Regions from separate parts of the Mus musculus genome. Here region 2 is linked to region 1. A link is a contact called in ENCODE Hi-C or POLR2A ChIA-PET data. All regions are on one chromosome and are shown on one strand. The core of a region is the stretch at or near the end of the contact, and the rest is flanking DNA. Distances in the headings are between cores, read along the strand shown. Region 1 holds the start of Cep250 (centrosomal protein 250). Region 2 holds the start of Cpne1 (copine I).

What was found. Hi-C counts contacts between places; a loop is a spot of excess contacts on that map. ChIA-PET counts read pairs that join two places held with the same protein, here RNA polymerase II (POLR2A).
Region 2: POLR2A ChIA-PET joins it to region 1 with 18 read pairs in embryonic stem cell. The contact joins the promoter of Cpne1 here to the promoter of Cep250 in region 1. A Hi-C loop is called at or near these places in 1 of 37 maps with a recorded cell type or tissue (CH12F3). POLR2A ChIA-PET finds 5 or more read pairs at or near these places in 2 of 5 experiments (Patski and embryonic stem cell).

What each region holds. Positions count from the first base shown.
Region 1 is chr2:155,953,519-155,959,392 of GRCm38, reverse strand. Cep250 (centrosomal protein 250) reads right to left here and starts at 2,835. Exons shown (of 33, transcript NM_001130000.1): 1 at 2,736-2,835.
Region 2 is chr2:156,108,653-156,114,526 of GRCm38, reverse strand. Cpne1 (copine I) reads left to right here and starts at 2,562. Exons shown (of 16, transcript NM_170590.3): 1 at 2,562-2,741. It overlaps Rbm12 (RNA binding motif protein 12), which reads left to right and starts at 2,562. Exons shown (of 3, transcript NM_029397.3): 1 at 2,562-2,741.

The DNA of each region.
Region 1 (5,874 bases), core at 1,586-4,085:
CCCTAACCAGGCTCCTGACCAAATGTCACCTTCTTAGTAAGTTGGACAATGTGAAGTACCACCATACTTACCCACCTGTGCCACATGTGTATACCCACATGTGTGTTCTCCTTACCAAGTCTATATTTCTCTAATTATTATGTACAACAACTAACCAAAATGTAAGTCCCTCTGGTACAAAGACTGGTTTGTGATTGTTGGCTTGTTTGTTTCAGACAGTGTCTTGTTCTGGTGGCTCAGGCTGACCTAGAATTTGTGATCCTCCAGTTTCTGCCTTCCAACTACTGAGACTATACACACACACACACACACACACACACACCCCAACTAACATTGTTTGAGTCAGTGCTGCATTCCCAGCTCGTGAAACAGACCTGGTGTATGAAGTGCCGTTATATATTATGCCATTATATGAACAACATTAAGTAACGTGATCCTTCTGATCACCAACACAGCTTTACAAAATGTCGGCAGCTCCACAGCTGTTCACAGAGCAAAAGTAAGATCATAAACAATGGATAGTGTTTCACGCGTACAATAATCAGCTGCAACTTCCATTACCACAAAGTAAAAACTTAGAGGGATTAAGATTACTGTCCTCAGCCAGGCGTGGTGGCGCACACCTTTAATCCCAGCACTTGGGAGGCAGAGGCAGGCGTGACTATGTGTGACTTGTAACTACCTGGAGGATGCAAGGGTCTCTTCAACTTCTAATGCCCCCAGACACACATACAAAGCACTCATACATATGAAATAAAAATAAATAAAATCCCAAAAAAGAGAAAAAAAGATGAGCCAGGCGTGGTGGTGCACGCCTTTAATCCCAGCACTTGGGAGGCAGAGGCAGGCGGATTTCTGAGTTTGAGGCCAGCCTGGTCTACAGAGTGAGTTCCAGGACAGCCAGGACTACACAGAGAAACCCTGTCTCAAAAAAAAAAAAAAAAAAAAAAAAAGGAAAGGATGAAAGAAAAGTAGGATTCAGAAAATGGCAATGTAAGCTGGACATGATGGTGCACTCCTTTGATCCCTGCGAGTGGGAGGCAGGAGGTAGTAGATCCCTGAGTTTGAGGCCAGATTGCTCTTGCAGGGCATGCAAATTCAGTTCTCATCACATACTAACAGCTGCCTCTAACTCAGTTCCAGGAGGTCTACAGCTCTGATACCTGCATTTGTATCCACTCTGCTGCCCCCATACACATAATTAAAACAAAATTTTGTTGTTGTTTTTTGTTTGTTTGTTTGTTGTTTTTCGAGACAGGGTTTCTCCGTGTAGCCCTGGCTGTCCTGGAACTCACTTTGTAGACCAGGCTGGCCTCAAACTCAGAGATCCGCCTGCCTCTGCCTCCCAAGTGCTGGGATTAAAGGCGTGCGCCACCACACCCGGCTTAAAACTAAATATTTTTTACATGGGAGCATGGTTCCACAGGTAAGGAGTTGGCCTAATGATTCTAACCCACACGAAGGCTAAAGACATCTCCACAACGTCCTCTATAGCCTTCACGTGTCCACCAGGCGCAACTGGTTAGTAGCAAAGCGGAAATCAAAGTCTAATTCAATTCCAAATTCTATTCTCATTTCATTAGCTGCCAAAATCAAAAAATATAAAACTCACAGCACTGCAGAGCATTTCCTAAGGGGAATGAATTAATGACATCCACACCTGAAGCTTTCTGAGGTAATTTGAGCAAAATGTGACAATATGTTCCTGCAGCACAGGGTGTAGATGTACCAGTAAGACAGTGCAGAGCTGGCCTTGATTTTTGTTAAGAAAACTATCGATTTGGTAATATTATCAATCCTACTTCATAAGCTTTCTCAGGGCCCAGCCTAGACTCACAGGCCTGAAATCTCAACACTGACTGGCTGCATAAGACGCTGGGTTAAAAAAAAAAGCAGCCCTTTTATTGAAACGTGAGTTGCAACCCTGACCTCCATATCTTACAGGCTAACGTATAAACAGCAAACTAAAGGCAATCTAGTTAAGTCATAATATTCGTAGGGGGTTCTAGCTCATTGTGAAACTTGATTTATAAGTGCTTGTTTCTTCGTGCATAAAACGTGAATATACAGAACGCACACCATAGATCGCTGCATGGATTAAAGGGGCCTTTGTAGGTAATGCATTTAATAGAGCTGTCATCTTTCGACTATTCAGTAACTTTTTTTTAGTTACTAGTAGTCATCATAGGGCATAAGAGTTGAAAAAAAAGGACATGATTTCTAACAAGCCCAGAACAAGAAAGAGTGGCAGAACACTGACTTGGGCAAAGTTCGCAAAAGGCAAGAATCTGATCAGTTGAGCCTGGAGCAGGCCTCAAGAAAGATTTTTAAAGAAGTGATCTTTGAGTTCTGAAAAATCAAAGTTCTGATAATGGGGCAGTGGGCTGAGAGCGGACTTTCAGGGGAAGATCACATGCAAAGCCGTATGAGCACAGGGCGCTGCAAAACTCCCGGGTGCACGGAGCGTGATCCGCAGGGCGCGCAGCATCTCATCCCGTCAGCTCCGGGCTACGACAGTGGGCCACCCGAGTGTGAGGTTCTCTGGGCGGCGGCTGCAGCAGGAAACTGAGGCAGGCAGGCCCCGACCACTGGGACAGGTCCCAGCCCCTCTCTGGGCCCGGGGTGCCTCCCGGGATACAGGAAGCCGCTGTCCAGGCGACATCCCCGCGGGCGCCCAGGCCCTGGACCTCGGACCGTTACGCTCAGCGCCTCCCGCCTGCCCCTGCCCACCTCACCAGAGTCGGTTCCCGGGGATCCCGAAGCGCTCCGCAGCTACCGAGGCCGCTGCAGCAACCTGCAGGCCCGGCCTGGGGCCGCCCTCAGTCTGGAGGCCAGGCCCCGCCCGTCAAACTCCCGCCCTTTCGTGGGGAACCGCCCAGCCCAGTCCAGCCGAGCGCCGGGAATGAGTGCGCCGCTGCAAACCTCTCGCCATATTAAGTACTGGCAGCCAACTTACTAGAGAAGCCCAAAAGGAAAGGGGGGGATATAGTGAGACCAAGGTCGCTCTCCAAAAGTAAAGACAGTCACCGTCTCTGAATTCTAGCACTGAACGTTCTGAGGTGGAGAAGAAACACTCGCCCGTAAGCTCCCGCCTGTGGCTTCAGAGTTAAGTACTGCGCATGCGTGTAGCCAAGGTCTCGGTGCACCTGCGCACTGTCTCACCAACAAAGCCAAGTACAGTAACTGGGTGAAAGCACCTAGCTCCAGTTAAATCTGGGCAAACGAATGTCTCAGCTTTAGATCTTTACTGATCCTCCACGCAGCCCCAGGAAACAGAACATTCGCAAACAACTGTGTCGTTGGCTACTTTGTCCGGTTATGACTACCGCTACTTGACTGCGTTCCGCTAGGAACGGGGAGTTATTTTGATAATATATTGTACAATCATTATTGACGCATTTTCTTAGCATTGATTTTTTTCATTTATTTATTTATTTATTTTGGTTTTTCGAGTCAGGGTTTCTCTGTGTAGCCCTGGCTGTCCTGGAACTCACTCTGTAGACCAGGCTGGCCTCAAACTCAGAGATCCGCCCGCCTCTGCCTCCCAAGTGCTGGGATTAAAGGCGTGCGCCACCACTGCCCGGCTTTTCTTTCTCTTTCTCTCTTTCTCTCTTTCTCTCTTTCTCTCTTTCTCTCTTTCTCTCTTTCTTTCTTTCTTTCTTTCTTTCTTTCTTTCTTTCTTTCTTTCTTTCTTTCTTCCTTCCTTCCTTCCTTCCTTCCTTCCTCCCTCCCTCCCTCCCTCCCTCCCTCCCTCCCTCCCTCCCTTCCTTCTTCCCCTTCTTTCTTTCTTTCTTCCTCCCTCCCTCCCTCCTTTCTTTCTTCCTCCCTCCCTCCCTCCCTTCTTTCTTTCTTTCTTTCTTTCTTTCTTTCTTTCTTTCTTTCTTTCTTTCTTTCTTTCTTTCTTTCTTTCTTTTGTGTGTGTGTGAATTTTTTATTCATTTATATTAGTACACTGTAGCTGTCTTCAGACACACCAGAAGAGGGCGTCCGATCCCATTACAGATGGTTGTGAGCACCATGAGGTTGCTGAGAATTGAACTCAGGACCTCTGGAAAAGCAGTCACTGCTATATAACCCCTGAGCCATCTCTCCAGGCCAGCATTAAATTTTTATTTGATTCCCAGTTGGTTATAATTTTAGTAGAGACAAAACAAACAAATAAGCAAAAACAAAGAAATGAATCATCTCAGTATATACCAAGACACGAGGTGGGACTTGACACTTCGATTCAATTCCTGAAGACTCAGTAGACCAAAGGTGAAGCCAGGAATCTGCATTCTTGCAAATACCCCAGATGATTATGCACTATGGGAACTACACGAGACAGAGTCCTTCTTGGGCATCTGTGACTCTAGCACACAGTACAAGGCCATCTGATACAAAACAGATGCCCAGAAGTGTTGAGTGAACTAATTAATGTATAGGTGGTGTGAGGTGGTGTGAACATGAGAGAGCCAGACAGCTGAACAGTGGAGGCACACGCCTTTACACCCAGCCCTGGGGAAACAGAGGCAGGCAGATCTCTGAGTTAGAGCCTGGTCTACAGGAGGAGTTCCAGAACATTCTGAATTATACACGGGGTTGGGGGTTGGCGGGCAGGGAGAAGGGAAAGAGAGGAGAGAGCTAGGGAACAGAGATAAACACCCTATAGCTTTTTAAACGTTTTAGGTTTTTGGGGTTAGTTGGTTGGTTGGTTGGTTTTTCAAAATAGGGCTTCTCTGTGTAGCCCTGGTTGTTCCACCAAAGTGCTGGGATTAGAGGCAAAGACACCACTGCCAGGCAACAAGATAATTTTTGAGAAATAAAACTTACTCTATGTTTTCCCATCATGGTTTCTTGTTTCTTTCATAGAAATTCTGCCTTTTATTTACTGACTTATTGTTTTCACATGTTTCCTCTCTGAAATTTAAGTTTCATAAACTTGTGAGAGTGAGTTATTCTGAATGCTTCATGTATAGTCTCATAGGCATTGAGTAAGTATCCATTGAACTGTATAAGTCAAGTCATCCTCATAGTTTTTTTTTTAAAAAGTTGCTCTTTAAGCTCTCACCCTTCTTACTCTCATTTCTAGCCCTCCTTCTCTCCCTCCCTCTCCCCTTCTTTCCACATGGCCATGGCCAGCCTCTCTCTCTCTCTCTCTCTCTCTCTCTCTCTCTCTCTCTCTCTCTCTCTCTCTCTCTCTCCCTCCCTCCCTCCCTCCCTCCCTCCCTCTCTCTCTCTCTCTCTCTCTTTCTTTCTTTCTTTCTTTCTCTCTCTCTCTCTCTCTCTACCTTCTCTCTTTCTCTCTGCCTTCTACAATAAAGCTCTAAAACCATTTTTTAAAAAAAGTTACTGAGATAAAAATCCATCACAGGGGTAGGGTACGGGGTGTCACTCAGTTGTTCCTGTGTTTGTCTAGCACTGTGAAGCCCTAGATCTGATAGATCTGAGCATGGTGGACAGGCCTATAACCCCAGCACTTGAGGTGGAGAAAAGAATATCAGAAATTCAAAGGTATTCTCGGCTACGTAAAGAGTTTTAAGGCTAGCCTGGGGTTCACGAGATTCTGTCAAAAATGAAAACAGAAAATCCATCAGCAAACAGCATACTTTAGGGAGTGGCCATAGGTTTCAAATTACCAAATATACCTATAAAAGGGACCAATGAGTTAGTAAATCAAAACCAAACAGTAATCATTGGCCTTTGTAAAGGGGGAACCATTCATGTCTATGCTAATTTTACAGTTATTTTGTTTGTGCATGTGTGTGTGTGCAGGAGTGAACGTGTTATGCATCATGGTTTTTGTCTGTGCCTTGGTGTGTGTATACAGGAGTGAAAGAGTGCATCTTTTATGGTGCTTGTCTGTGCATACTCTTGTGCAGTAGTGAAAGCGTG
Region 2 (5,874 bases), core at 1,313-3,812, 160 kb before region 1:
TCGCTGCCTAAAGATGTAAACAATAGAGCGCGCTCTGCGCTTTAGCGCGCCGGAGCTCTGGCTCCTAAAGATTATTGAAGGGGCTTTCGCTTTTGGGGCTGGGGGTTTGCGCTCCTAGCTCCTGAAGATGTAAGCAATAAAGTTTTGCCGCAGAAGATTCTGGTCTGTTGTGTTCTTCCTCGTCGGGCGCGCGAACGCTATTAAGACTTACATATAATAAATAAATAAATAAATCTTAAAAAAAAATGTTGGCCTTATAAGAGTTGCCTCAGTCATAGTTTCTGTTCACAGCAGTAAATCCCTAATTAAGGCAGAAGTTGGTATTAGGTGTGGGGTATTGCTGTGATAGGCCTGACCATGTTTTTGTTGGGAGGAAGGTAGATTTTGGGGATTTGGATTTGGGAAACAGTGGAATGGTTTAAGTGGGGCTTAAAGGGCTATCCTAGGAAGAATATGGAAGACATAGGTGCTGAGGGTGATTTCAACTGTGTAGATATGGCCCAAGAGGTTTCAGTGAAGAAGAATTTCAGTATGTGGCCTAGAGACTGCTCTTGTGATATTTTGGAGAAGAATATGTCACTTTTTGCCCTTGTATGAGGAGTCTGGCTGAGGCTAAGGTAAAGGGATTTATATTAATTACATTGACAAAGGAAATCTCAAAAAAGCCCAACTTTTTTAGAGACTTTGTTCTCTGGGAAAGTCTCATGAAGAGCATTTTGAACAAGCGTAGCAAGCTTAGAAAGGAAAAAATATAAAATATCCGGTTCAGGTAGGGAAATGGAGCTGAATCCCTTGTTCAAGCAGATTAAGGGCGTGGTGACCTTGGGGCTTGGTCCTACCCAGCTAAGCTTATTGTTTATTCATTTGCCATTTAACACAGAATAGTTCTATTATATTAGGCATCATTATTACTGGGTTATTGACTTCTCTAGGACTTTTAGTCTGGAATGAACAACAATTCAGAAATGGAAGTCACAGGCTTTTGATCCTGATCTTAAGGCACAGTGACTATGAAAAGCTTAGGTCCAGACAAGGAGGTACACACCAAAATTCCAGGAGATAGAGGCAAGAAAATCTCTTTCTTTCTCTCTTTCTCTCTGTCTCTCTCCTCTCTCTCTCCATCCCTCTTATTTGCCCGCGCGCATGCGCTCTCTCTCTCTCTCTCTCTCTCTCTCTCTCTCTCTCTCTCTCTCTCTCTCTCTCTCTCTCTCGCACACACACACACACAAAATCAAGGGGCAGAGTCTGGTAGAGCCTAGGTCTCCCTGTATAATCAAATACTGGGGATTATAGGAAATATTGAAAGATATTTTACTCTTTTTATATTTATTTTTATTAATGTCTCTGTGTGAGAGTTTGTACATATTAGTGTCGCTGCCTACAGAGGCCAGAGGAGGGAGTCAGATTTGAGGCTGGAGTTACAGGAGGTTGTGAGCCACTCCATGTAGCTCATAGAATTTAAGATGCCAGGAAGAGCAGTATGAGCTTTTAACCTTTGAGACATCTCTCCAGCCCCATGGCAGAAGAATATTTTCTCTTCCTTCCTTCCTTCCTTCCTTCCTTCCTTCCTTCCTTCCTTCCTTTCTTCCTTTCTCTCTCTCTCTCTCTCTCTCTCTCTCTCTCTCTCTCTCTCTCTCTCTCTCTCTCTCTCTCTCTCTCTCTCTCTTTCTTTCTTTCTTTCTTTCTTTCTTTCTTTCTTTCTTTCTTTCTTTCTGTGTGTGTTTAAGACAGGGTTTCTCTGTGTAGTGCTGGCTGGTCTCAAACTCAGAAATCTGCCTGCCTCTGCCTCCCAAGTGCGGGGATTAGAGGCTTGTGCCACCACTGCCAAGCAGGATTATTTTCTCTTTCTTTCTTTCTTTCTTTCTTTCTTTCTTTCTTTCTTTCTTTCTTTCTTTCTTTCTTTCTTTCTTTCTTTCTTTCTTTCTTTCTTTCTTTCTTTCTCTTCCTTCCTTCCTTCCTTTTTCTTTCTTTCTTTCTTTCTTTTCTTTCTCTCTCTTTCTTTCTCTTTCTTTCTTTCTTTCTTTCTTTCTTTCTTTCTTTCTTTCTTTCTTTCTTTCTTTCTTTCTTTCTTTCTTTCTTTCTTTCTTTCTTTCTTTCTTTCTTTCTTTCTTTCTTTCTTTCTTTCTTTCTTTCTTTCTTTCTTTTTTGGTTTTTCGAGACAGGGTTTCTCTGTATAGTCCTGGCTGTCCTGGAACTCACTCTGTAGCCCAGGCTGGCCTCGAACTCAGAATTCGCCTGCCTCTGCCTCCCATTTTTTTTTTTTTCAATAGTCAAAAAAAGGTTCAAGCTTTTGCTTCTTGGTGCGTTTAATCCTCAAGACAGTTCTGCAGTGAAGGCATTGTTTTTCTCCCTTCACGGGGGTCTCCAAGAGCCAAAGGAGCCTGTACTTTAAAAGCTCTGCAAGGAACCTTGGACAATAGCTTCAGGTCTGACTTTGCAAACAGCTACTAAAATACCGGGTTCACCACAAATACCTGCAACTTCCGAGCTTTTGCCCCCACCCCAAATCCTCAGCGCGCCTGCGTCTCCCATCAGGTGACGTCGGCAGCGGCGCCCCGCCTACTCCGGGAACGCGGAGCGCCGGAGCGGGCGGGCGGCCATTTTGTGAAGCGGCTGTGGAGGTGTTGGCTGCAGTGGGCTCCGGGAAAGCCGTTCGGGCTGGGGCTGTCGGCCGCAGGGCTGAGGCACTCGCGCGGGGGGTAACTCGGGTCTGGGTTCTGGTGCCGCGCAAGCTCTCCCCGGTAAGACTCCCGCAGCCCCGGAACGGGCGGGGCTGTGCGGGGCTCGAGCCGCCTCCTTGGTGCCTCGGGGCGGGGCCTTCCCAGGCCTCGGAGCCCGCGGCCGCGAGCGCCCAACACAAAGGGTCGCGGCGGGGCTGCGGGGGTCCTGGGGCGCCGCTCACGCTCCGGGGCCTCCGAGGATGCGAAAGGTGGAGTCTGCGTGCCGAAGTGGGAGCAGGGCCTTAGCGGGGATGCCCGGTGGTCCTGAGAGGGGAAGCGGCCAGCATCGGGTGGCCTCGCGGCCTGCGAACTACCGGGTCGGGGGGGGGGGGATTGCGATGAAAACGCCTGCACGCTTAGTGGGGAAGGCTTCGTTGGCTTTAAGCGGGAACGAGGTTTTAACTCTCACCTCTGCCCCGAAGTGAAGAGGTCCTAGTGGCCTATGACCTGCAAAAGTGGACTACACTAGGGACATTCCTATGGGGAGGAAAGGTGTCCTGGGAGGCTGGGAACCGGTCGCTTTTAGGGCCTGGAGGTGCAGGGATTGCAGTGTATAGCTTCCTAGGTCTAGCGCTGAGGAGGGGCTTCCTAAGTGTAGGTGATTGGAGCCGCCCTGTAGGTCGGAGAGGCTTGAAGAATTGTAGCTAGGATGGCTGGTCCTTGATTCCCAACTAGGGGAGGGGCTGCTATCTGCAGCACCTTTGGGAGTTGGAGGAAGGAGGGTGGGTGTCTTAGATAGCTTACTTACTGTCTGAAGGTTGGCGGCGCCACTTTGCAGCCGCGTAAAATAGAAGGAAAGGCATTTTAAAGATCTACAGGTTAGTATTGGGGTATGGACTAACGTAGCAGGTTGGAGTGCCCGTGTTAGTAAGCGAGTTAGTAACCTAAGTGTGTGTTTTATTGGAAGTTCTAAGGAGTCCCCTGTGGTTTATTCAAGTGCTAAAGATCCATTCATTCTGGTAGATAAAGTTGCGAATTACAGGCTGTGTTGCAGAAGTATTCTGGGTCCTAAAGCCTTCTTGGCTCCTAGATTCCGAGATGACTGAGTGTGTGCAGTTGGCAGAAACCATTTTATTGTGTACGTTAAGATTTAAGTTGATGCGAATCTTATTATATGACTTGGTGGGAAAAAACTAGGATGGATGGCAACTCAAGGGAGAGACTATTTCTTTCAGGGCTTTTTGGATAGTTTGAGCTGTAATTTTTGGTGAACTTCAGTCTTAGAAACAAAAATTGTCCGGGACCTTGTTAACCATTGTATACTGTTAAAATGTTAAAGAGCGTTTGCAGTTGGAAAAAAATCCTACAAAAAAATCTTTATTTAAAAAAAATAGGTAAATAAAACTGATGTACTTGTTTTTGAAACTTGTTGCTTTTGATGAGATGGAGACTTTTGGATTTGTAGAAAGTGATTGTGGAAGAACTGTTCACATAACTTCGAATATAATTTTGGAAGGAAATGAAATGTTTGTGTTTAGGTGATTTCACAAGGCGTATTGGATAGTTTATCAAAACGTGTTATATTTTTATATCACCTTGTGTTTGATTAAATGTTGGTCACTGTGGATTGTAATGTATAATTTTATGTTCGGATCTGAGACCATCAAACCACTGTGGTGGTTACTGCTCTAGGCTACTAGTTATATACTTTAGGCTTCTTTTACAATTTTGTGGCATGTTGAATGTTTTGATTGGTTGCATATTGAACATTTGGGAGTTGTTGGTACAGTTCTTAGGTGTAAAACTTATTATATCATTAAACTTCTGTTTTATACTGTGTGCCAGATGCTAGACCCCACTGCCAGTCAGAAAGTCCCACTTGAGTTTGCAGAGAGCTGCTGTGCTGTTTGGATCTTGGGGGTTTGCTTGTTTGTTCCTCACTGGCCATAGGATCTTGTAACTTAGACTCACATTGAACTCTTAAGTTGGTGGAGTCACTAGTAACAGTTGACTTTTGATACTTAGTTAGAATACATGATTTTTTTTTCTGAAAATGTAATTAGTTTTACATTCTATACTAATTTCTAAATCTCCCCCTAAAATGCAGAGTCCACCTTAAAAATCTAAAACCTAGCCTACAGTTTTTGAGTGAGTAGGTATTTGCCTGTCTTCATGCCTGGTGTTCTCAGAGGCCAGAAGAGAGGGGGTCGAATCTGGAGTTACAGAAGGTTGTGAGCTGCCTGCCCTGTGGGTGCAGGGAGTCATGGAGCCTCTGGAAGAGCAGCCAGTGATCTTAACCACTGGGCAGATTCTCCAGCCCTCTCCTCTACATAGTTGTAATAAATACTAATTAAAATGAGTGCTCACTAAAAGTTGTAGGCAGACTAAACAGAAAAGTAATTTCACTTGTAGTTCCAGCAGCTTTACTGCCAACCACCTATGTACCTTTGGTTTGCAGAGTTTTACGTTTAAAGCTAGCTTTTAAGACTAAAAGCCATAGTGAAAGAAAATGTGGTTACTTAAGCTAGAAGTAATATTTTTATTTTGAAGTATAAATGAATAAAAATTTATTTATTTCAAGACAGGGTTTCTCTGTGTAGTCCTGGGACTCTCTGTGTAGACCAGGCTGGCCTTGAATTCAGAAATCCTCCTGCCTCTGCCTCGAAAGTGCTGGGATTAAAGACCTGCACCACCACTGCCCGGCTAAAAAGGATATTTTTGTTGGTATCATTAATAACAGTATTAAATTTTTTTGGCAGGAGGAACATCTTATTTACAAATGTCTTGATTTGCTGCCTGAGCACTAGATGAGAAATTAACATGAACATTCAACATTTTACATTTTATCAGTGTCAGAAAAATGTATTTATAAGGATGGTTCCAGGATCTGAAGTGTGTTTTATCTGATAATGGGGGGAGGGGGCAAACTTAAAGGGATGAAGCTGTGGTTTCATGATTTCTTTGGTGATGGGATTACACTGCTGATAACATTGTGCCCATTGTAAATAGAGGCTTTGTTGCTGATCTTTGAGGCGAACCTTTAAGAGGTTGTTGGGATTTTTGTTTCTTTTGGATCTTAAGTGTGTGGTTCTGCTTTGCCCTGATTGTTGTCAGGTAAAGGTTGGTGACTTCACAACATGAAATTTACCTTCTCAGTGTTGATTGCCAGAGAGAGTGGAAATACTGGAGTTTTAGTTTGTTCCTGTTCTTTGTA